Regions from separate parts of the Homo sapiens genome. Here regions 2, 3, 4, 5, 6 and 7 are each linked to region 1. Evidence: chromatin loops called from intact Hi-C (ENCODE). Cell type or tissue: PC-3. All regions are shown on one strand. Region 1 has its middle 110 kb from the start of LINC01376. Region 2 overlaps LOC105373456 (a long non-coding RNA gene). Region 3 overlaps LINC01376 (long intergenic non-protein coding RNA 1376). Region 4 overlaps LOC105373454 (a long non-coding RNA gene). Region 5 overlaps LOC105373456 (a long non-coding RNA gene). Region 6 has its middle 4.9 kb from the start of OSR1. Region 7 holds the start of MIR4757 (microRNA 4757).

Region 1 (4,000 bases):
TTACACACCCATGATGTAGGAAGTTTAGCTTTCCATTACAGGTAGTGCCATCTTACAAATAAGTCATATTTCCAAGGTGAAATTGTAAGTGAGCTCCTTACAATTCAGAGCAGATGTTCTTACACATGTAAATTTATATTCGATGATCCATCTCCCAGGTCAGCCACACAAGTATTTCTAATCCAAAGGGCATAAGGTGACATGGGCCACACACAAGCAACATTAAGCCCAGTAAAATAGTGTTCTATAGCCAGAGTGTGTGTTTGTTTGTTTGTTTGTTTGTTTGCTTGTTTGCTACTTAGACAGTCCATACAAATTAATTCTTTTAAGACACTGTTTTTAAAATGTTCTATTTAGTGGCCATAAATAATATTATTTTTAAAATACGGATTTCTTCTATCAATCTTCTAGCCCCTTCTAGGCTAAACTACACTGGCTGAATTAGCTTAGTTATATCACAGGAAATTCTTCTTAACCCACTTTGCTAAACTGTGTTCTATAGCTTAGTATTTCAGGAGTTGTTAATAGTCCTGAAAAAAGAAAAAATAAAGTTACTTTGTAGAATAAATTTGGAAAATATAGCACACTAAGGCTCCCTGGTGGAGATTTGCAATGCACACTCAGTTATTGAAGATTCTAAGGTAAAGAAACCTTTTAAAGTTCTTGTCATCAGCTGTTACTAACAATTTTAATACATAACAAGTTTTTGTTTCATATTACCCTAATTGACATCCTGAGAATAGGGTTCAAAACGCTAGCTTGGAAAATGCCAATTTGCTTATTTACACCTAAAAGTGTCTATGTTGCATAACATCTGTGGTAGAATAACAGCTCAATACATATAGTTGCAGCAGCATTCAGTACTATAATAATAAAAACAATATACTGTAGCTAGATCATAAATAACCTGAACTTCTACAGACTTTCCTGAGAAGGTAAAGATTTATCTAACATAGTGTTCAGGGGAAAATAAAATTTAAGGTTTGTGAAAGGGGGTCATCACTCCTCCTGCTTCAGGGATAGTGTCTTTCCCAATGACTAGGGACTCCCAGGAGAATTTGCTTGGGTTCAGTGTTCTCCATAACCAGGGGAGTTTTGATTTATACTGGCACTCTTCCTGCTGAAAATGCCCCCTGTAATATATAGAAAAATTGGGTGCTTCATATATATATATATGTATACATATATATATACACACACATATATATATATACGTATATATATACACATATATATATACGTATATATATATATGTATATATTTCCCCTAAGGAAATAATTAGTCTAGTCCCATTACAGTCATTTTTATTCTAAAAATATATGTAAAAAGCTCTGTACTCAGGCTGGGTGAGGTGGTTCATGCTTATAATCCCAGCACTTTGGGAGGCCGAGGCAGGCAGATCACGATGTCAGGAGATCAAGACCATCCTGTCCAACATGGTGAAACCACATCTTTACTAAAAATACAAAAATTAGCTGGGCGTGGTGGTGTGTGCCTGTAGTCCCAGCTACTCAGGAGGCTGAGGCAGGAGAATCGCTTGAACCCAGGAGGCAGAGGTTGCCCGCTTGAACCCAGGAGGCGGAGGTTGCCGTGAGCCAAGATCCTGCCACTGCACTCCAGCCTGGCAACAGAGCGAGACTTTGTCAAAAAAAAAAAAAAAAAAAAGCCTTGTACTCACATAAGAATTTAAAATTAAACTTCATTTCGGATCCCAAGCTCTGAGGGAGAGGGTCCTGAGATAATGAGATTACATAGTCTGCTGATGGTAGAAGACAAAAATCACATTAGTTGGTGCCTTGGTCCTATCTCTTCTTGTGCTGAAAGTATGTATTCTGGCTGGGCAAGGCCAGGAACTTTTGGGGGTAATTCACTGTGCAACATGGATTCCCAGCAGGCACTATTGATCTGACCCAGAAAGCCCCAGGCCCAGGTCTCATTTGTAGTTCTCGAAGGCCTGTTGGAGGCCAGCAGCTGGCTTTGGCTTAATTACCTCCCTAGCCAGTGAAGTTTGTGTGGCTTTCTACAGCACTTAAGAACAACTGACACCAAAGGGTTTGGTTTCATGTACTTGAACTTGGGTGACACGAATATTTCAGTGGTGAATCAGTCCTAGAAAGGGGAGGTGGGTAAGGTAGGGAGTGTTTATAGAAGACATTTCATCACCACTAGTCAAACATATCTCATTGTTGGTTCAGGAGGCACTGGTATTTTCCTCTTTGAAGGGGATGCTCAGGGAGCCAAGAGCTTCCACCCTGGAGCTCAGCTCCAGAGAAGGGCAATGGCCATTTGCACACAGGGAACCTGCAGGACTAGTTGCTTTGGAATGTTGACAATCTTGGGGAAAGGGTTTTATGTCTTTCCTCAGGGGAAGGGAAAAAAAGCTGGTAGATCTATGTAAAGAAAGGCTGAGGCTTTCTCTGGGACTTGGGGCTGCTGGTGAGAGCTTATCTTTCTGCCTGGCTTTCTTTTAAAGAACCCACTAGTTGCAGGACCCCAAAGATAAGGTCAAAAAACTTGTAATTTCAAAGAGTCAGTACTGCCAATATCAGTGATAAAAAAGTTCAGCTGGAAGATGAGAATATGAGATTTCTTTGGCTTGAGTACATCTCTTGCACTGTAAATGAGGAAGCTCCAGACCCTACACAGTTGTGTTCCCTACAGCCCTCACCCCTCAGGTACAAAAAGAGAAGGCATCATGGTCCTTAGTGCTCTCCCAAGCCTTAGGAAGTGGAAATCATCTGAAAGCTTGCAGACCTCCTGGAGGTGTGGCATTATGAATGGCAAGGGGTCCCAAGAAGATTGCATGTAGAAAATCCCAAACTGGGCCATGCCAAGAAACACAAACCAAAAGGAAATACTTTATGAAAATAAACAAAGCTACTGAGTCAAACATACAAAGCAGGAAAACAGAACAAAAGATTATTTGAGGCCTGAGGTTTGAACATTTTGAAGCCACACATGTGCTAGGCCAGCCCAAGAACATGAAGAGCCTTACAGCTGTGTAAGCGCGGAGGCAGCCGGCTCCCATCAGGAGCTCCCCAGGGTCCCTGCAAGCCCACCGAGCTTGCTGGTTATGCTCCTATATCATCTTCTCTCCAACTTGAGCGCAGCCTTGAGCTACACAGAAACAGGGGTCTTCCACTGGAGGCTGCACAGATAGGGCTAACAGGACTGATTCCACCTACTGAGTAATTCCTGTTGCATGCATGTTAGTTTCCTCCAGTCCTAAATTTTTCCTACTGGAGCCCTAAAGGATATCAGTGTTAGAACAAAAAGTTCAGTTATTGAAATGTCTAACCAAGAACTTGCCACATATTATACAATCTTCAGAATCTCAGAATTCTGAAACTGAATAAGTTTGGCTGAATCATTTAAATTCCCAAGAATTTTAACTCTATGAAATAAGATACAAGTCAGACTCATGTTAGGGTCAAACATATGTTGTAGCAAATAGACTTAGATTCCTGTGTACACAAGCCTCTGTCTGAGGGAAGTGTCTCAGTGATACCAAATTCTGAATCCATTTACACCTTCTTTGGTGTCACTAGAAGACTTCTTGAACCAATTACCTTACCCACAGCAGTATGCCTTTCACAAAGATATACTATGATGCCATCTCTTTGGCTTTTCTGAGGGGGTCAGTAAAACAGATGCTGTATGGAAACTGCTCAAAATTTGTTGTAAAACTATTGTCAAGAATAAATGCAACCATATCTGATTGCAAGTTATTTTTACAATTACATTTCAGAAAATGTGTATCTGTTGAGGAATGAGTGCATTTTCTCTGTTCTGTTGATGAAGCTCACCAGGTTTTCCTTGCTTCTGTGATTGCCAGAAAGTTCATCTCCAAACGTCATAATCATAACTCTATAATGTCTCATGGTCAGCTCACTTTTGGCCTCCTCCTTTCTTTAATCCTGCTTTTCACACACACACACACACACACACACACACACACACACACACACACACCCTTCTCTGGAATTAAGGCTTAAAGAT
Region 2 (4,000 bases), 390 kb before region 1:
CATCTGCATTGCATATTCCGTTTTGTCAATTGCACCAGTCATGCCCTTAATATCCTTTTTCCCTCCATTACTATATTTCTGTCATCCTTCTTCCACAGTGAGAGTCTTGGCTCGCAATGACATCAACACATTTACTCTATTCTACAATAGCAAAATTAGTTTTAGAATTGCTGAACCCAAATGACTATATATTAAAAACATACTCGGGAGTTGCAGATTTGTTTTAGTTCAATTTCCTAGACTGAAGTAATATATTAACAATACTGTCTTCTATAGTTGCTTGCATTCATTTTATTTTTTCTTCAGTATGATTATTTTCTTTTTCTTTTTTTTAAATTTTACCTTAAGTTCCGGGATGCAAGTGCAGAATATGTAGGTTTGTTACATAGGTATACTTGTGCCATGATGGTTTGCTGCACCTATCAACCCGTCAATCTAGGTTTTAAGCCCTGCATGTATTAGCTATTTGTCCTAAGCTCTCCCTCCCCTCTCACCCCAGCCGCCGACTGGCCCCGGTGTGTATTGTTCCCCTCCCTGTGTCCATGTGTTCTCATTGTTCAACTTCCACTTATGAGTGAGAACATTATTTTCTTCATTTCAAATACAATTGGATTTGTTTCTTTTGCATTTAGTTTGAGGTTTTCCCTACCATCTTTGTTAATTTTATTTTTTACTATGTGGAATACTACTATGCTTCCCAAAGTCCAAACTACAAAATTATACACTCAGAGGAGTGTCACCCCTTCATTCCTGCTCCTCTGCTATCTAGGTGACAAATTTTGTTTATTTTAACCCTTCTCATGTTTCCTTATGTTAAAAAATTAGGTTTATATGTATTTTCATATTCCCTTTCCCATTTGCATAACAGATGACCTATATAGTCCTTTCACTATTTCTTTATGAAGACCCTATATAATACATTGTATATAACATGTTGTTGGACCCTGCCTTCTGCCCTGTTCTTGCTGTGGATTTATAACACCTTCATATTGTGGCTATGTAGAGAAAAGATACCTCTGAAGCCTTTTTTCTGCACTCCAAGGCTTAACATAGAATTGGCCTCTCATAACCTTTTTTTATATAATTGATCTGATTATTGAATGGAACAAAAGGACAGCACTGAGCTATAACAGCGCATACTGAACTGTGATCACCATGACTCTGAAGTTGAAACCCTGCAGTCTTACATGAAAGACTCAGCTCCTTCTGTTATTCACTCATATGGATCTTACACAGCTGCCACCCGGAAGTACTTGATCCTCATTCTAACATGTTTTCCAAACCTTTAAGAATTTGAAATTCCATTTTAGTTGTCCAGAATTCTCTTTCCACCTTTTATGCCCGGTCAACATTTAACCATCTAGTTAAAGGTGAGTGATTTGTCTAACTTACTTGTTAGATAGCTCTCGTTAAACTGCTCTGGCAAACTTAGTATTTCTATAACAACACTTTAGAAACATCTCAACTATAGCACTTTTTGGCCTGTATTGGAATAATTGGTTTACGTTTAGTCCCATAGCCTCCGCTATGAGATTTTGAGTTCCCTCGGTATCAGGACCCTTCTTTATCTCCAGTGATTAACACAGTTACTGCTTAAAAATTGTTTGAATAATTTAATAAATTGATAAGACCTTTCCCCACTTTGAATCTTAGTTTATTTTGTATGTTTAAAAAAGGGTCTACTTGAGATTCTACAGTATTCATTTCAAACTCTAACAGTTTGAAATCTAGAAGATGAGATACCTCTCTCTTTCATCTTCTAGCATTCTTTATATATATACATATATTTCTTGTTTATTATTTGTTTCTAGTTTATTATGTATCTAGTTTAAATATATATGTGTGTGTGCATATATATATTTCTCCTTGACTAGATTCACCACTGACAGGAAGGGGGCGCCATTTAACAGCCTGTGGAGAAAGAAAGTTTTTGTGACTTCTTTTATAGAAAGGGATGGTATTATTATCCTAGCTGAAATTGAAATATATTTTATTCTCCTCTCTGAAATGTCGATTTACTTAACATTTGACATTGGAATTGAGAAAAAAGCCAAGGATACCTCATCTAAGCTCCTTTGCAAATTATGCACAGCACTGATTATTCTCCTTCTAAATTTCATGTGGGTTTATGAAAGGTAACAAAGAATAGTTGATAACTCTTGATATAACAGAAATGTATTAATACATATCATGTATATGACTATGGGTGGATGTGTGTGTGCATTAATTACAGTGTAACATCTGGAATTTGGGGAGGGTTACTTTTGAGCAAAAACTGACACCAAAGTGTACTTACAATGCCTATGTCTACCAGGATAAGCAGAAAAAGCATTTCTGTCTGTTTGTTGTGTCACTTAACAGACGCTTTGTATTAAGATGGTGTCCATATTTCAAGGCCTTTAGCACCTGAAACAATTCAGAACCCAGACCATGTGGTGGTCCCTTAGAATTCTACGTATCTCTGAGGTCTAAGTAATCAGACTCAGGACCAGGCTGTCTTATTTAAAGGGGAGACATCTTGGTAAAAGCCTCTTGAAGCTGCCTGTTCCTACTTTCTGGTTACCTGAGTTGTTTTGGTCTAAGTTGCTTCAATTGTCTGGGCCCAGCCCCACAAGGCACAAATAGGTTTGTTATTTTAAGAGGCAACCTGAAGCCACTCTCTCGTGCAGTTACATAAATAAGACCAGGCTGGCTTGGAAAGGGTGTAAATCTCTGGCCAAAATGAGAGAAGGGGGAGTCATTTGCTTTCAACCACAGTTAACATGCTGACTGAATTTCCAAATAAACTTTTATCTCTTAAGACTGATTGCTAGTGATGGTTATAAAAATGAGTGTTAGAATGTAGCCAAGGAAGTGACCACACCTTTCCAGATTCTTCCTTAGTTCTGTCTTCAGTGGTTATTTTCCTAAAAACCAAGAAGAGGTAGCTCTGGTTCCTAGGTGTAACTCAGCTTTCTTGTAGACAGAAAAGAGGAGTATCCCCCATCATTCAGCTTCTCTTGTACCCCCTCTTTTCTGCAAATTACAGTAAACAAAGGTGAACAGGAGAGATGAGTAAGAACACAAATCTTAACCCAGTCGTTTCTTTCTGCATGGGGTGTGCTGAGTCGTCCTGCCTTTGCCTTCTTGTATTGCACAGAAAAACCTTCAAGCAGCCAAAGGAAAATGCCTCATCTTTGAGTGAAATTCTTGTAGGTATTGCAAAAGGAGTTAGAGGGACTTATCCCGCCTGCACATTTCTACAACATTGTACAAGTTAGAAAATGTTGCTTGTAGATTGTAGTTGACAGTGTTCTTAGAAAAGTAACAACCGTAGCATTTCTTTGAGGTCCTACATTCATTTAGCTTTCTGCTTTCTTCTCCCTTGATTTAGAATTTTATTTTTCCTGAAGAACAATTTTTTATGCTGCCAATGCACACAATGCAAAATAGCAAAAATTTGATTTTTCTCCCACAATTAAACTATACTTTTCTACATTAGGTTAGATATTCGTGGTAAAAAGCAATAATTATGAATTATTGTTTTTTCTCACTTTTTAGAATCTGCACATCTTAAAATAGTTTTAAGCACTTTTAAGGAATTTGCTTCAGTTTGTTTTGGATGACATTTATTTTTTTCCTCCCTCTGAAACAAATATATTTTTTCTTTTTTCTTTTATCCCTCCTCTTTTGTAATTCATATTACCAATGAAAGCCCTTTTGAACAAGCAAACGAAAATCCTGTGATAATTGAAATAGAAGCATCCAAATATGATGTCCTGGTAAATATTTATAAATATGAGATACAGACTTTCTTCTGATGCCCTCAAATGCTGGTCACCATAGAGCACTGAAAAGAATTATGACTCAATAAACTGCATGCTGACATATAACTAAATAAGTAAATAACTGGAGTGAAGGCCAACTGCTGCTTAACAGCTTCCCCAGTTACGTACACACTTTCAAACAAGCATGAAATGTAGGTCTCTGGACATCGCTTAAAAGAACCACAAATAAACAG
Region 3 (4,000 bases), 150 kb before region 1:
GGCTTGGGATCAAAATATCAAAATCACAAGTAAAATCTCACATTAAACTTGGTTAAAAAATTATTTTCCTACAGTATTTTGCATAAGAGCATAGAAAAAGAATAAAACAACAGCAGCAACAGCAATGAAACTTCTCATCTCCAATGCAACCATTCTAATCACTAATATCTTTGTATCCACAAATGGACTCATCACTTGGGTGACTTCTCAAATAAATCTTAAATTGTTTTTGGCTCAGTAAATCCTCATATGAAGACATTCTGGGGGTGACTAGGCACCAAATAGCCTTCCATAAAATGTGTTATGGGCCAATATTCACTCAGTGACCTGGCTTCTCTTCTATGTGCTCATATGACATGAGCAAATGCACAGGCAGAGTTTCAAGAAAAAACATCGAGAAGTTAGTTTTCCCTTCGCATTCATTCAAATGATGCCTGGGCTAACCATGTTTGATGAAGACAGGGTGGATTTATCCAGTTCTTCAGGCAAGGGCTATGTGTATTCTATCTCTCTAAAAGTCTCATTTTGGAGAATCCTCAATTCATCAATAACTCCTGCAGCTATTACCAAAACCTTCCCCCTCCTTTTTTTAAACCTGAAAAGAAAGTGAAGCCCAACTGGTGGGGGTTATCAGGTTATCTGGAAGACGAAACTATGGAGATTTGTATTCTTATGCATTTTTTGTCTCACAACAATGGAAATCCTTGAACTTCCAGAGATATTATGTTCTAACATCTTAATCCTCTTAAAAACTAATTTGCATTATCTAACACTTACTTGAAATGTTGGGAGCAGAACTTTGGAAAGGGTTTTAGGTCTGGATCTTCCATTTTAACTTTATTGTGTTTTTAAGACCCATTTTTGAGTTTTCTTACACACACATACTGCTCCCACATTTTTCTACATATATATTTGAATATAGGCAATTAGCCATATAAACTCAGGAAAATAAAGCAGTTATCGATATTAGTATATTCATGAATTATCCCTTCATTCACAGAATCCTAAAATCTTAAAATTAAAATTGACCTTAAAGGAAGCTACCTTAAACCACTCTTACAAACTACTGTACTATTACAAGTATTGAATGCCTGGGATCAGAAATGGGAAGAATGCTTCCTTTTTCATGTTTTGCTCCTTTTATTTTTTTTCCAAATGTCCAAGTAGCCAAGTCTCTGGTATGTATCAGAGGAACAGTCAATTTTCAGAGTGAAGTCAAGTGAAAAGTATGCAGATGGCAGTGTAAATGTTAGGAAAGTTTGGGGAGAAATATGCCAACTATGTGCTGTTTTGTTACAGTAACTATAGAATCGTCTCTCCAATGCCACGGACAAGACCCTTGCCAAATGGAATACCCTATTTATAACCCTATCGGGAAGAGGAAATCGTGCCAGGAACAAGATAAAACTATTATCTGTATTAAGAAAAATACTTAGAAGCATGTTTGTATTTGAAAATAAATGTTAGTGGTTAAGAAAAAAAATAATGGTAGTTGTAGATCTGGGTGTTGAAACCTGTTGCAAGACTATTAATTAGTCATCATCTTATCTTCACTGCCATGTCTCTGCCAACTTACCTGTTTGAAGTCACAAATGGAGCTCATAAATGGGTTCTTTGGGAGATATGTAGAAAATAAACAATTTCCCCCACTGGGCAGATAGTTAAGAAATCTCCCCGGGCTCATATGTTTTCCTCCTGTTGGCACTGTTGACTCAGTGCCCATGTGGGATGTACTCCCAAACTGTCCTGCTGCTGGCAATGTTTTCAGTGCCAAGTATTTAGCCTGCAGTCCCAGAGGCAACAAAAAAATAGCCAAGTCCAAGGGAGTGCCATGAGCATATGGACCCTGGTCACAAGAGTGTCACACTGGGAGGGGCTTGGACATATGCCATGGGCTGCATCAGGACATATGCCATGGGCTGCCACCCCAAATAATTCCCTCTTCCCCAGGACCCAGTGGAACAGCTTGTTGAATAAACAAGAGACTGAAAGAGTGGTTGAACTGGCACCAGGCCAGTGTCCCTTGCCTTACCCACTGAATCAATGAAAACTTGGCATATACTACATTTTCAAGGAGCAGGGAAGCATGAAGGCATAATCTCTTTGTCCCTCCTGTGTTTTGTCACTTTGTCTTTTCTCCACCTACTTATCTGACTTGGTAGAATACAAACACTATATCATTTGGAATAAGACAAAATAAGGGTTGATTCCTGGCTCTTTTGCTAGCTCTGTGCCCCTAAAGGAAAAACAAAAAAAAAAGAATATTTAACTGATATATGCCTCAATTTCTTTTCAGTGAATGGTACCTACCTTGCTGGTTTGTGGGAAGGTTTAAAAAGGTGATATGTAAAGTGCTTTGCACTGTTTCTAGCACATGGTAGGCAATAAATGTGAACTTGTGTATGGCCAGATGCACACATTAAACTCTGGATAGTCCAGTTAATTACTCCATAATATTATTAGTTAATAATCAAATTTATTGATTGAGTTATATTGTAATATAGAATATTGTCCTCTAAGGATATAGTTATTAAAATAAATAAATATGTCCTCTAAGGATATATTTATTAAAATAAATATAAAATAATCTAATCGTTAACCCTCTATCAAAATTTCTGATAATACTGTAATTATACACAATTATTAAAGACATAATTTCCATGTATTATATATCATGTATTGTGTATTTTATACAAACACATTACATATATCACAATATTATGTATTATATGTTTTATATGTCATGTTATATTATGGCCTGTATTACATATTATGGATTTGTATGCCTCACGTATATGTCACATACATATCACATTTAATATATTGTATATGTATTTGTACTATTATCAATTTATGTTTATATCAATTACAAATTGTGATATGTAGGCTTATCATTACATGTAAATCACTTAAAAAACTATAAACATATGATTAATATACCATCTATTAGGGGCTTATTTGTCATACAGATAATTAGATATAATTATTTAAAATAATGTAATTTTTACTATTATATATGCTATTTATATAAATATAGGTGTAAACATGCACACACAAATTTAGTTATTTAATGATCTTTGGTGTGCTTAAGCCACAATTCCCCTGGTTTAGAATTATCACAAGGGAAGAAAGTGAAATGTCATGGGAAAACCATGTGTCTGAATGAGAAAAGTTTCAATCGAGGTCCTGACAGGTGTGTGACCCTGGCCATGCCATTCACCCTCTGTGAATCGTTATTTTCTTACTCTAGTAAAAAGAGGAGGGAAAATTTACAGATTTAAATTGAAATAATATACGAAAATATTAAAATAATCTAATTGTGTCTGCAGCACAATTGTTAGTTCATAATTAATCAATAAGTGGTAGATGTCTTTATTATCAAAAGCTAATTATCATTGTTGTTTTCATGGAAGTCTCAGAAATAACATCTGAAAAGCAGCCATTCACTTACTGAGGATTTCTACATGCAGAGTCGGCTACTGCGATTTCTGTTTTGCTTGGGCCTCATTTGGAGAACAGGGTCGGTTGTTCTCACTTTCTAGTGGTTGGAGAATATTCAAACTGATATCCCTTGTGGGGTAAGATCTTGGGGACAAATATTTCTTCTATTTCAAGGTTTCTTAAATTTCACATGTGATTTTAAAAAGCAAATAAGCCCCTTAATTGCTTCATTAAGCTAGTCAACACTAATTAAGAAAAGTCAAGTGGAAAAATATTAGAAACTGCTGTGCCTGACTTTAAGCCTCCTCTCTTTCTCCCAGAATATGTTTTGCTTTGCTGAGGAAAGGGAGTTTGTGATTTTCTGTGATAGAATCCACTCTGACCTCCTGGGTTCTGAGCTTGAAATTGAGCTTCAGTCTTTGGGGGTTGATCCTGTTTATTACTGATGAAACATGATTTCCCAACCCCATGAAAAAATGCCTAAGTGCCTTGTAAAGTAGCACAGGGGGTAACCCAAACTATTTTGATGAGTTAGAATTCAACAAGCTTGAAACATCAG
Region 4 (4,000 bases), 620 kb before region 1:
AATAAATTTGTTTTGAGTGACTGTGTGACCTCGAACAGCCTACTTTCCCTTGGTCAGCTAGATGTGTTTCCTACAAACTGAAGAGCTTAGATGAGCTGCTCTTTCAAGTCCCTTCCAGGACACAGAGGCCCTTCCCAAGAACTCAACACAGGAAAGCTGGCCTCTGCCCCCAGAAGCTTCCAGGCGAAGGAGAACAGTCAAGGAGCCAAAGTCCTAGGTGCTCCGCTGGAGGGTGACTTCCACTCACACCAATCTTCCAAAACCTAGGGACTTGGGACCGAGCAGCGGCATTATATCATTTCCAGGCAAAGCCCAAGTTCTGTCTTCCGTACCCACGGTCTCTTTTCGCATTTTGCGCAACATCATTTGCTGCTTCATCTGACCTAACTCGGTGGGTTTCTTGATTTTAATGTGTGTAGAAATTACTTATTGGAGAATTTTATTAAACATGCACATTCTTAAGCCTGGCGTCCAGTGATCCTCTTTTGGGAGGCCTGGGCAAGGGCCACGACGTAGGCACGCTTCACAGGCACCCAAAAGGTTCCCACGCAGCAGTGACCCATGAAACATGCTTTGAGGAACACTCATCTGATGGTTCTGGAGTGGGGTTGGTCTCCCTCACAGACTCAGGCTCCTGGGAGCCAGGGACTCATTTGACATTGCAGTGAAACAGAGAACATGGAAAGGGACATGCCATGTAGTCAATCCAAATTGGATGAGTAAGTGAATCAATGAATGACTAAGGCACATGCAATAGGGAAGGTCATTGTCACCATGAACTGAAACTTTCCGGCAGTGTTGGAGAAGGTAAGGTGAGTGGGAGACGTGGTACAAGACAGGCTTCAAAGCTGGGTCTCTGATGGGTCACCAGAAACAGTAGGGTCCTTGTAAGGCAATGCTTCTTCTCTAGCAGACACATTTTTCCAGAGGGAGTCTGTCAGCCTCCATGATATTTTAAGCTGCATCCCTCAAAATGTCGTAAAGGAGGATTAAAGTATAAATGATTGTCAGTTCACTCCTGTCCTCCTGGTACTGCGCTGAGCATCTCAGGCTGTTTGGAAGACAGGGGCAGCAAGGGAGGGGAGGAGCAGGGGAGGGCCTTAAAATGTGACTGAACAGAGCCTGCAGAGAATGAGGAGCTCTGGTGTGTCTTGGGGGGCTAAAGCAGTTCACAGGCTGCTACTTTTTTTGTGACATAGCTTTTACGGGGGGAGAGCCAGAATATTAAGCTCATTGCTTCCAGATGGGAAGGTTGGACAAGACAGAGAGGCTTTGGCTCCGAAAGCTTGGACGCTGTGGTGCGATATGGATGTGACATATTGAAGTAATCGAGATAGAAGATCTGGCTTTAGCCAAGGCTGTCAGATAGATACTTTTTAAAACATTACATGGTTTGTAACAAGGTATTGTGTATCCTCACAGAAACTCTGCCGCCTAGGTCTCTGGGAAGGCAGTGGGGGGAAAAGTGTGCTTATTTTGCTTGAGTTACTAAAGCTCCTTTTATATATGAGGAATTTGGCATCTCCTGGCTGGGAACGGCTGAGCCAACAGTGTCCGATGCACTTGTAATGTAGATCATGCTAGTGACTTGCTAAGTGAGTCCAGGTGTTTGCATAAGAGGCAGGGTCCTAAGCACCTCCTTATTTGAGCCCCGAAGCAATCATGGCCCAGTGCTTCAAATGAGCCTCAAATCTGTTTAATAAATCATCCTTCTATTTATAGAGTTAATCCAGGGAGAAAGCCTCCGTGTTGTCTGGTGGGGCATGTGCCACCAGAGGGCGCCCGATGTCTGCCTCATTCCATCAGAGTGGCTCTTGCTATATCAGGGGTTTTGCCTCCCCTGCAAGCTCCTTTATCCAGTCCTTTCCTTCCTGAGCTTTCAGGCCCTGGATGGCATACCTATGGATCAAAGCCAGGTGGGGCAGGGAGAACCCCCAGACCCTTTCACGAGGGACCCTTTCTCCTCCAGTGTCTTCAGTGAGAACTTCCCTCTGGGCCAGCCTGCCCATGCACGCTGTGGAAAGGGAGAGAAGGCCCTGCCTCATTTGGAAATCCTGAGTTTGCAATGTGCTGGTTTACTTGCAATTCTCATGTTCAGAGAATGGGCCCCTTCCTTGGCTAACTTCACACCTGAGAACATGTCGGGGCATCCCTGCGGACCCAGTGTCTGCTTCACATTTCAAAGGCTGGGAACTGTTAAGCTTGTATTTTGATTAAAATTTTGTATTAGCGCCCCCCCCCTTCAATGTAATTTCAGGATATTTAATTTCAACCAATCATCTGAAGGAAAGTGGGGGGAGGAGGTATCTGATGTGAAACAGCACACGGGGAAAGCCAGCCAAGTTAGAAAATAGAGCAGCTCGGGGCTGTGTCGATGTGACAACTGAAGTCTCTTTTGTTCTCTCAGGCAGGGTCTGAAACCAAAGCCCCTCAAGGACAGGAGATCTACCTCTGGGCTTGGAATCAAGAGGACCAGTCGTTCCGGGAGGCCTCCCTGCTACCTTTGGGGCCTTTGGCAAGTCCCTGAAAGTTTCCAGGTTTCAGCCACCTATTTGGGCTCTGGGGAGAGGAATGCCTACCATTTGCCTCTGGCTCTGGGATTTTAAAAGGAAAAGCAGCAGAGTCTTTGGAAAAACCAATCTCTGAAGACCCAGGGTGAACATTAGTTACAACACCCTAGCTTCGAGGTGATGTAAACTTCAGGTACGGAGGTTACGCTCAGAGGAATAAAGGAGCATTCGTCAAACATGAGCTCCCCTCGATTGTGGTCTAGGGTGGAGACCAGTTATTCAAGTGTCTGTGGGCCCAGGCAGGTAATGAAAATGTAGTTATGGGGGAACGCCCGGCTCAGAACAGGCGTAGAGTAAATAGTTGTTGTTGACTGACTGAAGGAATAAAAGTGGGTCTGATATAAGACAATAGGGAATGGTACAAACCTTGTCAAACTGGAAGGTACATGACTTGAATTTGATGTTCAAACTATTGCTTTTTAAAACACTAGTTTAAACATCTTCTGGCCCTAGAGCTACCAATTTGTATCTCTGTATCCACTTTTATATATTTTAGGCCCATTTAAAAGACCAGGAAAGGAGGAAAATAAATCTAGCAGTATAGGACGTTCTTAATCTTGTCAGTTAACCCTAATTTTAACACCCCATCTCTGTTTGTCATTCTACTTAACCACTTTGGATTAAGCAAATTCAGTCACTTTGGAAATAGTACGTGTGGATGGTACCTTACAGGATGAAGGACCATAACAATATTCTCTAGCGCAGGCCTCTACCTCCACAGGGGGACAGACTGATGAGCCAGATCAACTCCTGCATCCTCTTCCTCAAGGAAAGCCCCCATCAATAAAACCACAAGGTTACAGTGGAGCCAGAGGGAGAGCTGGCCTGAGTTGAGACCTCCTCATGGAACTCATGGCTTCAGTTTCCTAAAATGGGGATTGTACTCCCCTAGCTCTCCTTGCTTCACAGAGCTGTTTGTGACAACTCATGAGTAATGTTATGTGAAAGGGCTTCACACACTGCAGTGTGCTGAATAAATGTAAAGAGTCCATGCTATCCAATTTGGAGACAGAAATTAGAGGACTCCTCCTCACACTAGTTAAGTACATCTCTTAAATTGCTTGGACTGTTGGCGTGGTTCTCGCCAGAGTTGAATATAATTCCTCTGTTGATGGGTCAGCCTTTATTTCCCCCAGTGCTGTTTCTTACTTGAGTTAATGAGTCCAAAGCTCATGTTTGCATGCTACCTCTGACCCTCACTAAGTGCTCACCTGCAGCTCTGCCCTGTCCTCAGAATGATGTGACCCTCAGGGCCAAACACTCCACAGGCTGCACTCTGCCACCTCCAAATCCCCACCAGTGGGTCCAATTCTCAGTCATCTGCTTGTTGTATTTCTGTTGTTTCTGTATTCATGTCAAGGATATTTGGCTGCAGAATTCCTGCAATATATTTTAGGTGAATGTGCAGCATGATCTTATTCTGGAGTCCA
Region 5 (4,000 bases), 170 kb before region 1:
TTTCACAAGTAGACATGTGTTTACTCACTGATGAAAGTCAAAGGGTGGCTGTGCTTGAAGTTGGCTGAAATACACTAGATTTAAGGAGGCTGAGGATAAATGGGTTGGGGGCAGGGGTGGTCATCAATATGGAGTTTAAGTTCAATGAAGAGGACACCAGAGGAAAGGCGGGAAGAGAAGACTGCAAATCTAGCACTGGTATAAGTGAGAAAAGTGGAAAAATATCCTAATCTTTTTATGAGTAGTGAGAGTGAGAAAAAGAGATAATTGTATTTCAGCTTTTAGTTGGTGGTTCCTTATAGGGTAAGACTAGTGACCAACCTCTTTTCTTTAGTTTGGTAATTCCACTGTGTTGATTTGAATTGGGAGGGAGAAGAAGGGGAGGGGGAGAAATCAGGAAACATATATTGTTCACAATATCAGATTCAGTAAATGTAAAACTCAGAGGTGAGATGATGCCTGCAGTTAAACACCAATTGACTGAAAAGCACAGAAACTATCAAGACGCTGTGTGTGTTCTCAGAGATCCCCCAATATGTACATATGATCCAAAGCCAAATGACAAAGGATGTGTTTCATAAACCAAAAATAGACATTCTCCACAAATACGACCCTCTAGGGAAACCCCAGGGGACCCTTGCACAGGGCAAGGTTTACGTAAGAGGCTGTAGAGTCTCTGCCCTCTCTCTTCTGGAAAGATGTGTAAGGAAGGATTGTCTCTGAACACTTGAGTACATTCCCTTGGCAGTACACACTACATGCTCTCCCCAAACATATTGTTCTTCTTCCAGGACAGTTTAAATATTGTAATTTTCTTATCCAGCTGAATAATATCATTTAGGAGGGCAGAGTAGGGGCTCTTGAACTGAGAACAGATGTATTAGGAGCCAAATTCTAGGCCAGTCCTCTGCAGATTGGTAGGGGAAGAACCATCTTATTTGCAGAGAGACCATTTATTTAGAAGTCCACCATTTGGTGAAGCATTCAACACACTCAATGTATAGATGTTTTATTAATATTTCCGGGCTCTATCAAAATAGCTCTTTCAAACCAACTCATGACCAGGTTAGAGGAAAGGTGTCATGAGAAAAAAAATAGAACCACATAACAATGACTTCAATGACTTTGAAAACTGAACTGTCACTTGGCATGAGCAGAGGCCTCAGAACATGTGGTTAAAGGAGAATGCTCTTCAAAGTACCAGCTCTCCCCACCCCAACACACACACACACATACACACACACACACACACACACACACACACACACACACTCGTCTCTTTTCTTCCTTTATTAAGGCATGTAATTTAAGTGTCCTTCACAGAAGCAGAAATGGCTTTTGGTAGGGTGTCTCAAAACCTTTTCAACATTTCTTCTCTTTGATGTCAGGATTACCACCTCAAATATTAGACGTGTAACATTTTCATTAAAACCAGGTTCAGAATTTAGAACAAACAAGAGCGAGTTCCCTAGGGAAGTCCTAGAGATCCATTTTTGGAAGAGAATGTCTGTGTTTATACTTCCAGTTTATAAAACATTTACCAATCACTTGGCCTCAGAACATGTTTACAGAGGGAAAAGCGCACCCACAAAACAAACAAACTGCTTCTTTCACAGTGTGGACCAATAGTCCTTGGCTCTTCCCTTTTGAGCATTATTTTTTCCTGCCTGATAGAGGGATTCACTCTCCCAGTCACGTGGTTTCTGCACAACATCCATTCTTACAGCCACAGTTAGGTTCTGATTCCCTCCTGTCTTATGTACTGACAACTGGTTAAAATTAGAAAGAAAGCTTCTTACTGATGAGTGTCCCTCACTAACTAGCAAATCTTGGATGTTTCACCCTGAGGTGGCATCCTGGGCAGTGTGGACAGTTCCCTGAGGCTGTTCTGCAGAAGAACGTGGAAGCCCTATTATCATGGTTCCAGCTCTCGGTCTGGTCCTCTGTTCGGATTAGCAGATAATTGAATTAGTAGTGCCCACTTTGATGCAGTCCCTCAATAGGAGCATGGAATCCAATTTACCAGTAATTTCAACAATAAACTTAAGTCCTACTTTGTGGGTCCTAGCGAACAGATTGTTGGGGGATGCATTAAGCTGGTCTCATCCAATAGTTAGTTTATAAAAACAAACAAAGAAATAGAAGAAGTTAACCTGTTTCTTTTCTGTGAGCAGAAAGTAAAGTCAAATCAAGATGAAAACTTGTGAGAAAGATATCAGGAATTAGTGACAATGAAGTTATGTAGGTAAGAGAGTAAGGTTCAAAGGGAAAGTTGTGAGGACTAACTACAGAGTAATCAGAGTTGTGCACAGGAAAAAGTGAGGATGCCCCTAGCCTGGGTAGTTCACAGGTCTTTCATGTCAGACTCAGCAGCTCTAACCTTTTCATTAACCAGAGTTAGAATTTTGAGCTTTTAGCATGCAGCAATCAGCAACTCTCCCAAATAAATTGCAAGGAGTCATGCTTTATGCAAACCTGTCACCTTCATGAGTCATTAGGAAAATATCTTGTGTCAACCTTGCCAGCTGTATAGCTTCATATGAACTCACAAATCTGTACTATTTGAGACCAAATCTCTTCTGTAGTCATTGCTGCTGGGGCATATTGTTAAAGTTTGAGTAACAACTGTTTAAGACCATTCAAATTCAAGCACAGGGACTTATGTATAGTTGGGATTCAGTCTGTGTTTATTAATAAATTCATCAATTAAAATAATCAATTTCATGGTGCTGGAAGAGGAGCCATGTGTAAGTGGTGTGAAGTAGTTACCAATGTCTTTATATTTTCTATAAATATATCTTCTGAGCGTTGGTTTGGTATGCTATGCTCAGGTATCTATGAATTTGTTATTTATTATCAACTTGGATTTGTTTTACAGAAGTCCTGCTGAACTTACAATTACACACAGGAAGAAATTTAGGAAGACTCTTTCTTTCCATTTCCAAAGATGAATGTTATTGTCCTCATTAAGATAGAAACACTTTTTGAATCCTAGTCTTCTCCGGACCTTTCTCCCATTGTAATACAGCCTTTTGAAGGTTAAAAGTCATGTTTGTCTGTTCCATTACTACCCTTATACTTATCCCAGTGCTTTACACCTAATCGGTGCTTAATACTTTTTATCATTTAACAGCATTTAATATATAAATATTTAATACTATTTGTTGACTGAATAAAGGAATAAATGAACTGCCACCCTTGTGAAACACAGCTCAATTGGATCTTGAAATTGCTTTCCTACATACTAAGAAATTAGCTTTCTAAATCCTGTGTTCATCATTTTCTTGCTATATTTTTATTACATCTCTATATATTCTTTAAAATTCTATATATTTTTACTGCATCTCTATATGTTCTTTATTTAGTTCAATAGCTTTTAACTTCACAGAAATGTATCATGCCATGCTACAAGAAAAAATTAGTGACTTATTTAGCTTCTGCTTAATATCTTAATATTATATTACTAAGGTGAATCCATATTGTCAATTGCTATCCTTCATTTGTTTGGATTGTTGTGTGAAAGTCCTTTGCTGAGACCTTGTGAATTCTTCTGTTGATGAGTACCTAGGCTTTAACTGTTAAAAATAAGGCTGTCATGAACATTCACGCACATATTCCCTCTCGTGTATGTGCAAGTGTTGTTGGGTTCATATCTAAGAGTGTATTTGTTGTGCCATAAGATATATAAATGTTCAAATTTAAAAGGTCACGTAAAGCTGTTTTCCAAAGTAGTTGCACCAGTTTTACAATCCCATTAGCAAAGTTTAAAATCTTCCTCCAATTTATCCTTTCAAACACTTGGCAATATCAGACTTTTAAAACACGTGCCAATTGCAAAATGTATCTGTTTGTTAAATAATACCTCAGTGTGGTCTTGATTAGTATTCCCCTAATCACTAATGACATTCATCAGCTCTTTATGTGTTTGTTAGTCAGGAGATTGATTTCAGTGTCAGTGCTTCCTTTCTGGATTCCCACGATTTGCGAGGTTTTGGTTGTT
Region 6 (4,000 bases), 220 kb after region 1:
CCGCGGCTGCAGCTTCTGCTAGCTCGGAGCCTGCGGACTCCAGCCGGCGCGAACTCCGCCGCGACTCTTTCTGGCTCTCTCGCTCACTGCCTTCGGGGCGGAACCGCGGGCGCCGGAGTGGTCCCAGACTCGGCTGGGACCGGGCAGCCTAGAAGAAGGGTCCCCTCAGTAGAGACCAGGCCTCCAGCTCTCCGTCCGGCGCTCCGCTCCACAACCCGCCAGTCGATGTGAGGTCCGTCAAGGGAGCGATCCCTCCGTCTGCCCGGGCTTCCGGGCTGTGGACCGCACTGAACCCAGTCCCGCAGCAAGCCCTGCTGCCGCCTTTTCCTGGGCACGCCTGCGGTGGTGACGGCCCGCTGCTCATGTCTCCACGCCAAACCCCAGCCCCTCTCCCGATTCCTGCTCCTTGGTAAAGCGCCCCAGCCTGTCTTCGGAGTGAAAATTGAGCAGCTTCCAGAAAATTAACTAGAATGTGGTCTATATTGCTTTGAGTTGTTTTGGATTCAAAAAAAAATGAACCCCACCTCTCCGCACCCCATAGCCTAAAAAAAAAAAAAAAAGTCCTCATTTTTTCAAATGAAGTTTGCTCAGCACTTGCGAATTTTTGCTTCCAACGCAACTACTTCCTGTAACTACTTTGCAGACAATTGGGGGTCTGCTCGTTAGAAACCCCCTTACGCATGTACAGGGCTTTCAAATAACCTGGAGATTTAGGCGTCCCTCTGTATTCATTTAGATGATGGATAGTAATGGCTCAATAGTTCCTCTGGAACCATTACGGTCAATCAGGTCAAAATCCAGCTTGGGGGTGGGAAGGATTTTTAAGCACGGGAGGTAGGTAACAGGACTCCTGCGCACATTTGTTCAGATAACACCTCTGATAACGTAATGCAATCCAGGGTCCTTAAGAGAACAGATGCCAGGTGAACGCAAGAGCGGGTGTTTTTTGTTGTGACAGCGACAGACAAGTTACAGTATCAAAACTGAAAGGGAAAGTGAACTGTTTTTCCAGGCAGTTCCCGTTTGGTAAGTTCTTTACGGGCACACAAATGTAACTCTTTCACCTTAATAAATGTAACAATACATACACACACACACACACACACACATATACCTTTGGTTTGTAAAAATATGTGTGACATGAAGCATAAATACTAGCATGGAATTGCATGGGCATACGATCATCGGGAAAATGGAATGATGATGTCTTCTGTTGTGAAGATCAAATGTAAAATGTATGTAAAAGACGGCATGGGTTTTTACTTTTTACACAAATTTGAGTTGTCAGACTATTTTAGACACATCCAGATCTATGTACTAAGGTTAATGAACTTTTCCTTTTTCCAAGGTGTAAATAAGTGCATTAGAAACAAGGCAATGTCTAATCAGCCGGGGATGTTGGAGAACAGTAGTTTGAACGGAATTGTGAATAGTTAGGGTGGAATCCTGCAGATAGAGCCACCTACTGCACCCGCGGCGCTGGGTCCTTCCGGGCTGCACCGGCGGCGGGTGGCGCTGGAGGAAGGAGAGTTCGCGGTAATTAAACATTTCCAGACACCGGAGGGTTATTATCTGCAGAGCGATTTCCGGCGATGGGACTCGGAGAGAGTCCGGCTGCGAGGTTTCGAGATTCTGGGACGCAATCCTAAAGAAAACGTGCCCCCTGCTGGCGAGCAAGCCACATCTCGGGACCCCTTCTTGGAAAACTCGCAAACCCACAGTATCCTTATTTCACTTTGCCCAAGAGTATTTTAGTCCTTCAGTTTTTCTTTTCTCAGTTAGAAGTTTGCTGCTACTCATTTAAAAGTACGCACACGCTTACCCTTCCAAAGAGCAAACGGAGGAGGAATTTCTTCTCGCCACGGGGTTTCTGTTTCCCTGCCCCAAACCAGACGTCCTTGCTCTCAGATGGATGAGGGCTTTTGTTTGTTTGTTTGTTTGTTTTTAAATAATCCGAAATTCCTAGCAACTATCTGCCGCCGTTCGCTTCTGGTCCTGGGAAGACGATGAGCAAAGATCTACTGGGACCCCATCCTGCATTTGCAAGCTCGGTCCGCGTGCCCCTCCCGGCACACCCGGAGGTGAGAAGTGCCCTCCGGTGCCTCCGTCCGCAGCCCCTCGTAGGTCTGCACGTCCTGCTTCGGATCCCAAATCCTGGCTTTCTGAAGAAGCGCGGGAAGAAGAGAGAGAGTCTGTTTCCGTGAATCGATTTCCCTGAAACACGTGAGGTTTCCTATCCTCTCCTTCCTCCCAGACCATTAGATTCCAGTTCCTCTGCTGCTTCCTTTTTTTTTTTTTCGGATTTCCGTACAGAATATTCTAGCAGGACCCTCCCTTGTCATCATAGCTCTAGGTATTCAGATAGAGACCTGAAGAGAGAAATCCTAAGAATATACCTATTAACAAGCTCTTTGGTTAATTCTCTGTCTACAGAGGACTATGCCACATTGCATAGAATGAGTTCCTAAAGTGTCAGGTCCACTCATTGGAGCAAAATACCCAGAGAAAACAAGCAAGAAAAGGGCAGAGAGAAAGACAGATTCCCTACCTGCTCCAAGCTCTTAGAGGAAGGCTGTGTCCTCCTGCTGCCCATCACTCACTTTGCTCCTCTGAGGCAGGGCCTCCCACTTCCCTATCCTGAGCTTGCAGTGAGGGGTGGAAAGGGAGTGGACCCAACTTGGACATTCCAAAGAATTACTACATTCACCAACCCTCCCTAAGTGATGCAAAGCCGCGCTGTGCCTCACCTAATGGATGAGTAGAATTACCTACTGAATAGAAGGAGGCCAGGTGCTTCTGCCTCTTTAGTGTTTATACCAGGGGTGCTTCCTGGCTTCAGACTGTCACCCTGAAGAGGTGCTGAGCCCCCAAGGCGGTGGCCCAACTAGAAGGGATGCTATTGCTCCTGGGAACTTGAAAGGCATCCTACTGGATGTGGCTTTAATACCTGGTGTTCCTCTACCAAGTGCAACTTAAACTTAAGCATCAGTTTTGGGGAGATGAGAGGGATGGAAGGATGACAGATTGGAATTGAGAATGTTCCACAAAGGGAATACAGTGAACTGGGAGGGGACCACCCCATCAGCAAAAATAAATAAATACAAATAAATCTTTCCTTCTCTGATTTCTAGGAAGTTAGACTCAGGAGGAGGAGTCATAGAGTCATATTTGTGCATCTGAGTTACATCACAATGTAGTGGGGATTCTGCACACAGCGGAAAACCACAATCCCTTATTTTAGCCACCCTCAAAAGACAGATATTCTTCCTCCATGGTCTAGGCTGGAAGTGGGGGGACACTTGAAATGCCAGTTCCCACCATAACTCTCTTCCTAGGTGACTCCAGGCAAATGAATTTGCTGGTCATATCTCCAATTCCCTACATGAGAACCTTTCCATGGAAAAGAAAAGCATTTGCTGAAACACTTGAAGTAGATACAAAACAAAAAAGAAAATATATATTAGCATATGATTTTCACTTCAAAATGACCAATGGTCGGGTTTAGTATATTTAAGTATTGGTTTTCATATCACATGTCAACAATAAAGAAATGGAGAGAAAACTTAAAACTAAAGTATTATAATCTATCTATTCCAGATAGAGAGTTTCTGGAATCATGACTTCATTTGCCAAAACTTCATTCTGTAACAAACATTTCAGGAGATTATCTAAGGAGGAATAAGCCATGTATCGTAGTCAGGATAGTTCATTCTTAATTTTCAGAGAAGACAGCTGATGGGAGCTGTGCCAGGCTACCAGATCCATACAGATAGGAAAGGAGATTAGTTCTCAGTGCCCAGGGTCCTGCACAGGCAGCAAAGTGACTAGGAGCAGGAGTGCCACTGCAGGATGCCTGGATAGGGCATTTCAGTCTTAGCCAACCTGGTACAAGGGCCACCCACTGAGGAAAGGGAGGGCCGGGCACATACCCCAGTTCAGCTCAAGGGCGGGTCAGTCAGCTAGATCCTGCCTGTGTGGTATTGGAGAGTTAAGTTGTCAG
Region 7 (4,000 bases), 210 kb after region 1:
TGGCGCTTGCGCAGTGGGAGAGGAGGGCGGGGCCGCAGTGGGCGCGGCCATAGTGGGCGCAGAAGTGGGTGGGATGAGTACGCCGCGGCAACTGCTGCCCTGAAACCCCGCGGGCAGGGAGACCACTCTAAACCACTGATTCAAGAAGAGGACGCTGCAGGGCACCGCCCTTCACTCAGGACAGCTGCCAACGCTTCGGGTCTGCGGATCGTGTTAGTGGAGACGAACCGATTCGTGGCGCCTGCCTGGGCCGATTCGCGGGGCGGGGCGGGGCGGGGCTGAGAGGTGTGGATATGTTAGCCCGAGGCGGGGCCCATCTGTGACGTCACGAAGTTACGTAATGGAATGCCTCTGTGGACCTCATTCAAGCCTTGTGTTCCAGCCCGAGGCCTCTGTGACGTCACGGTGTCTGCGGGAGGAGACCATGACGTCACAGAGGCTTCGCGCTCTGAGAGGTGGGACGGGACTCTTTTGAGCCGGCTATGGGGACACCAAGATTCTAGGGGATTTAGGATATCAGGTCCTCAGGTTCTGGGAGCTGAGGTCACGTCAGGGAGTCCCAGAGCATCACATTGCGTCCCTCCCCACAATGTGAGCAGTGAATTCCGCGGCAAGGAAGTACGCGGGAAAACATTTTTTAGTGGGTCCCTAACCCCTAACTACACTCTGGAAATAGGGGGTAGAACCTGAAACACTCTCTCCCAGGAAGAAGCTCCTGCAAGCTGTTCTTTTCCCTGGAAGCACCTGATATCTTACCGGAGACAGCATCTGGCAGTTCCGGGCTGTGCCCAGGGTCTCTGGCACCTTCCGCCCTCCCTGCCCAAGAGGCTGTCCTAGGCCAGATAGCTTCCCCAGCCGTACACAAAAACTTCAGGCCTAGCAGCTTTGAGAAGGGCCCCAGCTGAACTCCACCTGGCCAGCACCATCGGCCTCTTTTTCTCCTGAAAAATAGCCCCAGCAACGCTGAGCGCCACACAGTCACTGGGACCAGCGAAGCTTATTGTGATGGGGGTCTGGAGAGGAGACAAGAGCTGGGACTTTCTAGAGATGCATTGGGGGAAAAATTGGGGCAGGCAAGGAAACCCACCCAACATTTCTGACCCTCTCAATTGCACTTTTTGTGCAACCCACACTGAGTATGAGCAGGAAACTGGGGCACTAGTTTCCAACCACATCAACCAACCACATCACCTGGGAATTGTAGCCTGGATAGGGTCGGATGGCCCACAGGCCCAGCCGGCCTTTCCACCTGTAGTTACTGTTTCTGCACAGTCTATGAATCACTAGAACAAGCTGCAGGGAGACGTGATCTCTGAGTCCACCGGGATAACAGCAAACATCAGTAGAGCAAATAGGGGCATTCTGAGAGGGCCAGGGAGTTGCTGCGCATCATCCTGTCCCACCCTCCATTCCCCATCCCCAATTTAAAATTCTGCACTGGAAATCTGTTATTTTGAGGATGCACACTTGATACTGACATTCAGTTGCAGACCTTGGACTGGGTGGGTTTTCACAGTGCTGGAGGTGGGGTGACCCAAAAAGGATTAACGTGGCTGGCAAACCTCCCCATTTCACCGCATTTGTAGCTTCCTGAGGCCCCGGGAACTGCAGAGGCTCGATCTTCAGGGAGGTGGAATGATGTGTTCTGGGAGGTGGAGGGATGTCAGGGGCTAGGGAAGAGCAGCCATAGACAACCCCAAGGATAGCATCCCAGAAAGAGCCAAGGGACTAGGAAGGGCACCCTGTGTGTGTGTGTGTTCACCCATGCACTCTGGTTGTTTTGGAGCAACCATGGCCCGCAGCCTCCTGGGGCTTCATAAAGAAACCAAGGAAGATTCTGCAGTTGACCCTAGTACAAGCTATGGTCAGGCACAAACCACACCACAACCTGCGTGCGCCGCTTGGGCGCAGACCGTCTACACCACCCGCAAACCTACTGGCTAGCCCCACTTCCACGCACTCAGAGGCCCCAGTTCTCAGGAATGGGGGCATAATCCTGGGCCGCGCGCGACCTTGTGAACTGCTTGGAAGAAGGATTGGGATAGTGCCCAACTAATGAAGATCCCTCAGACCAGACCAGACTCAGCAGCGCCCTGCCCCTCATCCACAGTGGGTCCTGGGGCCAGTCAAGATTTTGGGACCAAACACATAGATGCTTGGTGGTTTCGCGAGGTTGCGGGCAAGACCCCTTGAGGTGCCAAGTCCTGGGCCGCCCCTCCAGGGCTGGCCAGCAGGGGGCAGCGTGGCTCTGAGCGTGGAGGCCAGGGCTGGTCCGCGCCGGCAGGGCCAGCCTCCAGTGCCCAGTTGGGTTCCCGGGCCTCGAAGTTCTAGCCCGCACAGGACTCAGGAGCGTTCCCGGAGGAGGTGGGGATGGGGTGGTGAAAGCCCAGAGCGTTTTAACTTCTGCATCCCCTGCCGCTTTCTCAGCCAGCAGGGCCCGGCTTGAGGCTGGGATTTTTGGTGCCTGCAGCAGGGAAGCTTATAGTCCAGTTGTCATCCGCGGCCGCCGCGCTCCGGGCGCTGAAGCTGGAGAGGCCATCCTGCGCTTGGGAAAGGCCGCGGGCGCCACCGCCTGCGCGGTCCCGCGGTCAGGGCGCTGGAGCTGGGGGGAGCCCCGCCTTGCCCCAAGGAGAAGAGCCCCGGCGGCCTGGCTTCTAACTGTGGGAAAACTAGACACCCCAGGGAAGGTTCAGCTTATGGAAGGCGGACTCGAATTTTTCCTCCTAAGCGTCCCGGGCCTCCCAGGGCGCCCGCCCCCACCATTCCTGACAAGGCTTTAAAATTGTAGGGAATCTTCGCGGGTGCAGAGCCTCGATCCTAGGAGGGGACAAGTCCCAAGCAGAGAATTGTGTCTGAGGGACCCTAAGGGAGGGAGTGATGTTGGTTTGGGGTTCCGGGGAGGCAGCGGTCATTGTGTATTTGCACCCGAGTGTTGAGACCCGGGGAACGGGAAATATTACAGCTCTGAGGCTCTGTGAGGGCGGGTCCTTCCCACCCCAAAGCCAGAGGCCAGGAGGGAGGCCTTCGGTTAGGGTGGGGAAAGACATTCTCTTCTCTTCTTGCACCCTAAGCGATCTCAGCACCCAGAGACGCTGTCTCAGCACCCAGAGACTCTGGGATTTCTCACGGGCGGTTTTCTGCCTTCAGGCTTAGGTTCTTCGTAAACTCACAGCACTTTAGCGGTGAGGAGTGGGAAGGCTGAGACCCTATCCCTGAGGCGGAGGAGAAAAGTAGGAAAATCAATACATGGTGGGGCGGAGGCAGACCTAACCGGGAGAGAGGACGTTGCTCCACACATCTCAGCCCTGTCATCCTAATAAGACGGGGTGGTAGGAGGGGGACACGCTGGCGTCCAGCAGAGAAACCTGGTCCTCTCAAAGAGAGGACCCAACCGGTTTCCTGCGTTTAGGAGGGAAATTACCCATCCTGCAATGCCTGTAAAATAACCGTTTATTTAATAGTTAAAAAAAAAAAAAACTCCAGTGATAAATGTCCGTTACCGATGGTCAGCATAAAGTGCCAATCGCAATATAACGCCCGGCTCTTGGCTGGCTGCTCCCTCGCAGTGTCGCGGCAGCGGAGGCCGGGCCCCCTGCAGACCCCAGGCCCGAGGTCCCCGTCCCGCTCTCCTAGTCCCGGAGCCCACGGCCGCCAGCTGAGCTGCAAGAGCTGGGAGGGGGCTGCCCCGCGGTCCCTAGGGCAGGAGGCTGAAGCAGATACAGGGATTACACTTTTGCAGGCTCCGGGGGTGGGGGCAGGGGCGGGAGGAGGAGGTGGGAGCTGCCAGTGCTAAGGACTTCGTTGCCTCTCCTCTCTCCACTCACTCTCCGCAGTCAGAGTTACAAGCTTATATGGTCAAAGACAAAAATAAAAAAGAAAACGTATAAAATAACAATAGAAAAAGTAATACTTCTGGGAGAGGCGCCGCTGCGGCTCCGCGGAGCTTTCGTTCTTTTTTTAATGCAGTTTCCCTTCCGCCACGTGAGTACCGCCTTTTGGC

The links. A loop is a pair of places that touch in the nucleus more often than their neighbours do. Peaks named below come from ENCODE experiments on the same cell type or tissue, not always from the same donor. Only the 100,000 strongest peaks of a DNase experiment are listed, where the experiment ranks them.
Region 2: a loop joins it to region 1, with 4 times the contacts of the local background. A loop is called at or near these places in 5 of 110 quality-filtered maps.
Region 3: a loop joins it to region 1, with 6 times the contacts of the local background. A loop is called at or near these places in 4 of 110 quality-filtered maps.
Region 4: it touches region 1 in a loop (9-fold over the local background); 2 of 110 quality-filtered maps call a loop at or near these places.
Region 5: it touches region 1 in a loop (3-fold over the local background); 2 of 110 quality-filtered maps call a loop at or near these places.
Region 6: it touches region 1 in a loop (4-fold over the local background); 2 of 110 quality-filtered maps call a loop at or near these places.
Region 7: a loop joins it to region 1, with 2.9 times the contacts of the local background. A loop is called at or near these places in 4 of 110 quality-filtered maps.

What each region holds. Positions count from the first base shown.
Region 1 is chr2:19,138,790-19,142,789 of GRCh38, forward strand. No RefSeq gene overlaps it. Among named protein-coding and RNA genes, the nearest start is that of LINC01376, 110 kb to the left of the region's middle. In PC-3, no CTCF peak of the experiment used is centred here; a DNase peak (open chromatin) is centred at 2,192; H3K4me3 peaks cover 538 bases; H3K27ac peaks cover 2,068 bases.
Region 2 is chr2:18,748,212-18,752,211 of GRCh38, forward strand. The region is part of intron 4 of LOC105373456 (a long non-coding RNA gene); the gene reads left to right. Among named protein-coding and RNA genes, the nearest start is that of NT5C1B-RDH14, 160 kb to the left of the region's middle. In PC-3, a CTCF peak has its summit at 1,905; DNase peaks (open chromatin) are centred at 1,900 and 3,940; H3K27ac peaks cover 1,597 bases.
Region 3 is chr2:18,990,042-18,994,041 of GRCh38, forward strand. The region is part of intron 3 of LINC01376 (long intergenic non-protein coding RNA 1376); the gene reads right to left. All of the region lies in intron 5 of LOC105373456 (a long non-coding RNA gene), which reads left to right. Among named protein-coding and RNA genes, the nearest start is that of LINC01376, 35 kb to the right of the region's middle. In PC-3, no CTCF peak of the experiment used is centred here; DNase peaks (open chromatin) are centred at 1,280, 1,680 and 1,740; H3K4me3 peaks cover 469 bases; H3K27ac peaks cover 1,727 bases.
Region 4 is chr2:18,518,935-18,522,934 of GRCh38, forward strand. LOC105373454 (a long non-coding RNA gene) reads left to right here. Exons shown (of 8, transcript XR_001739302.1): 8 at 2,408-4,000. Among named protein-coding and RNA genes, the nearest start is that of RDH14, 40 kb to the right of the region's middle. In PC-3, CTCF peaks have their summits at 1,776 (motif pointing right) and 1,978; a DNase peak (open chromatin) is centred at 1,787; H3K27ac peaks cover 338 bases.
Region 5 is chr2:18,969,352-18,973,351 of GRCh38, forward strand. All of the region lies in intron 5 of LOC105373456 (a long non-coding RNA gene), which reads left to right. Among named protein-coding and RNA genes, the nearest start is that of LINC01376, 56 kb to the right of the region's middle. In PC-3, no CTCF peak of the experiment used is centred here; DNase peaks (open chromatin) are centred at 1,760 and 2,490; H3K4me3 peaks cover 1,155 bases; H3K27ac peaks cover 2,378 bases.
Region 6 is chr2:19,361,517-19,365,516 of GRCh38, forward strand. No RefSeq gene overlaps it. Among named protein-coding and RNA genes, the nearest start is that of OSR1, 4.9 kb to the left of the region's middle. RefSeq lists an enhancer at 1,788-2,589. In PC-3, a CTCF peak has its summit at 1,679 (motif pointing left); a DNase peak (open chromatin) is centred at 1,615; H3K4me3 peaks cover 2,020 bases; H3K27ac peaks cover 423 bases.
Region 7 is chr2:19,348,053-19,352,052 of GRCh38, forward strand. OSR1 (odd-skipped related transcription factor 1) reads right to left here. Exons shown (of 3, transcript NM_145260.3): 3 at 3,433-4,000. It overlaps MIR4757 (microRNA 4757), which reads left to right and starts at 377; the gene lies at 377-453. RefSeq lists enhancers at 5-134, 2,458-2,527. In PC-3, CTCF peaks have their summits at 2,209 (motif pointing right) and 2,412; DNase peaks (open chromatin) are centred at 29 and 309; H3K4me3 peaks cover 656 bases; H3K27ac peaks cover 368 bases.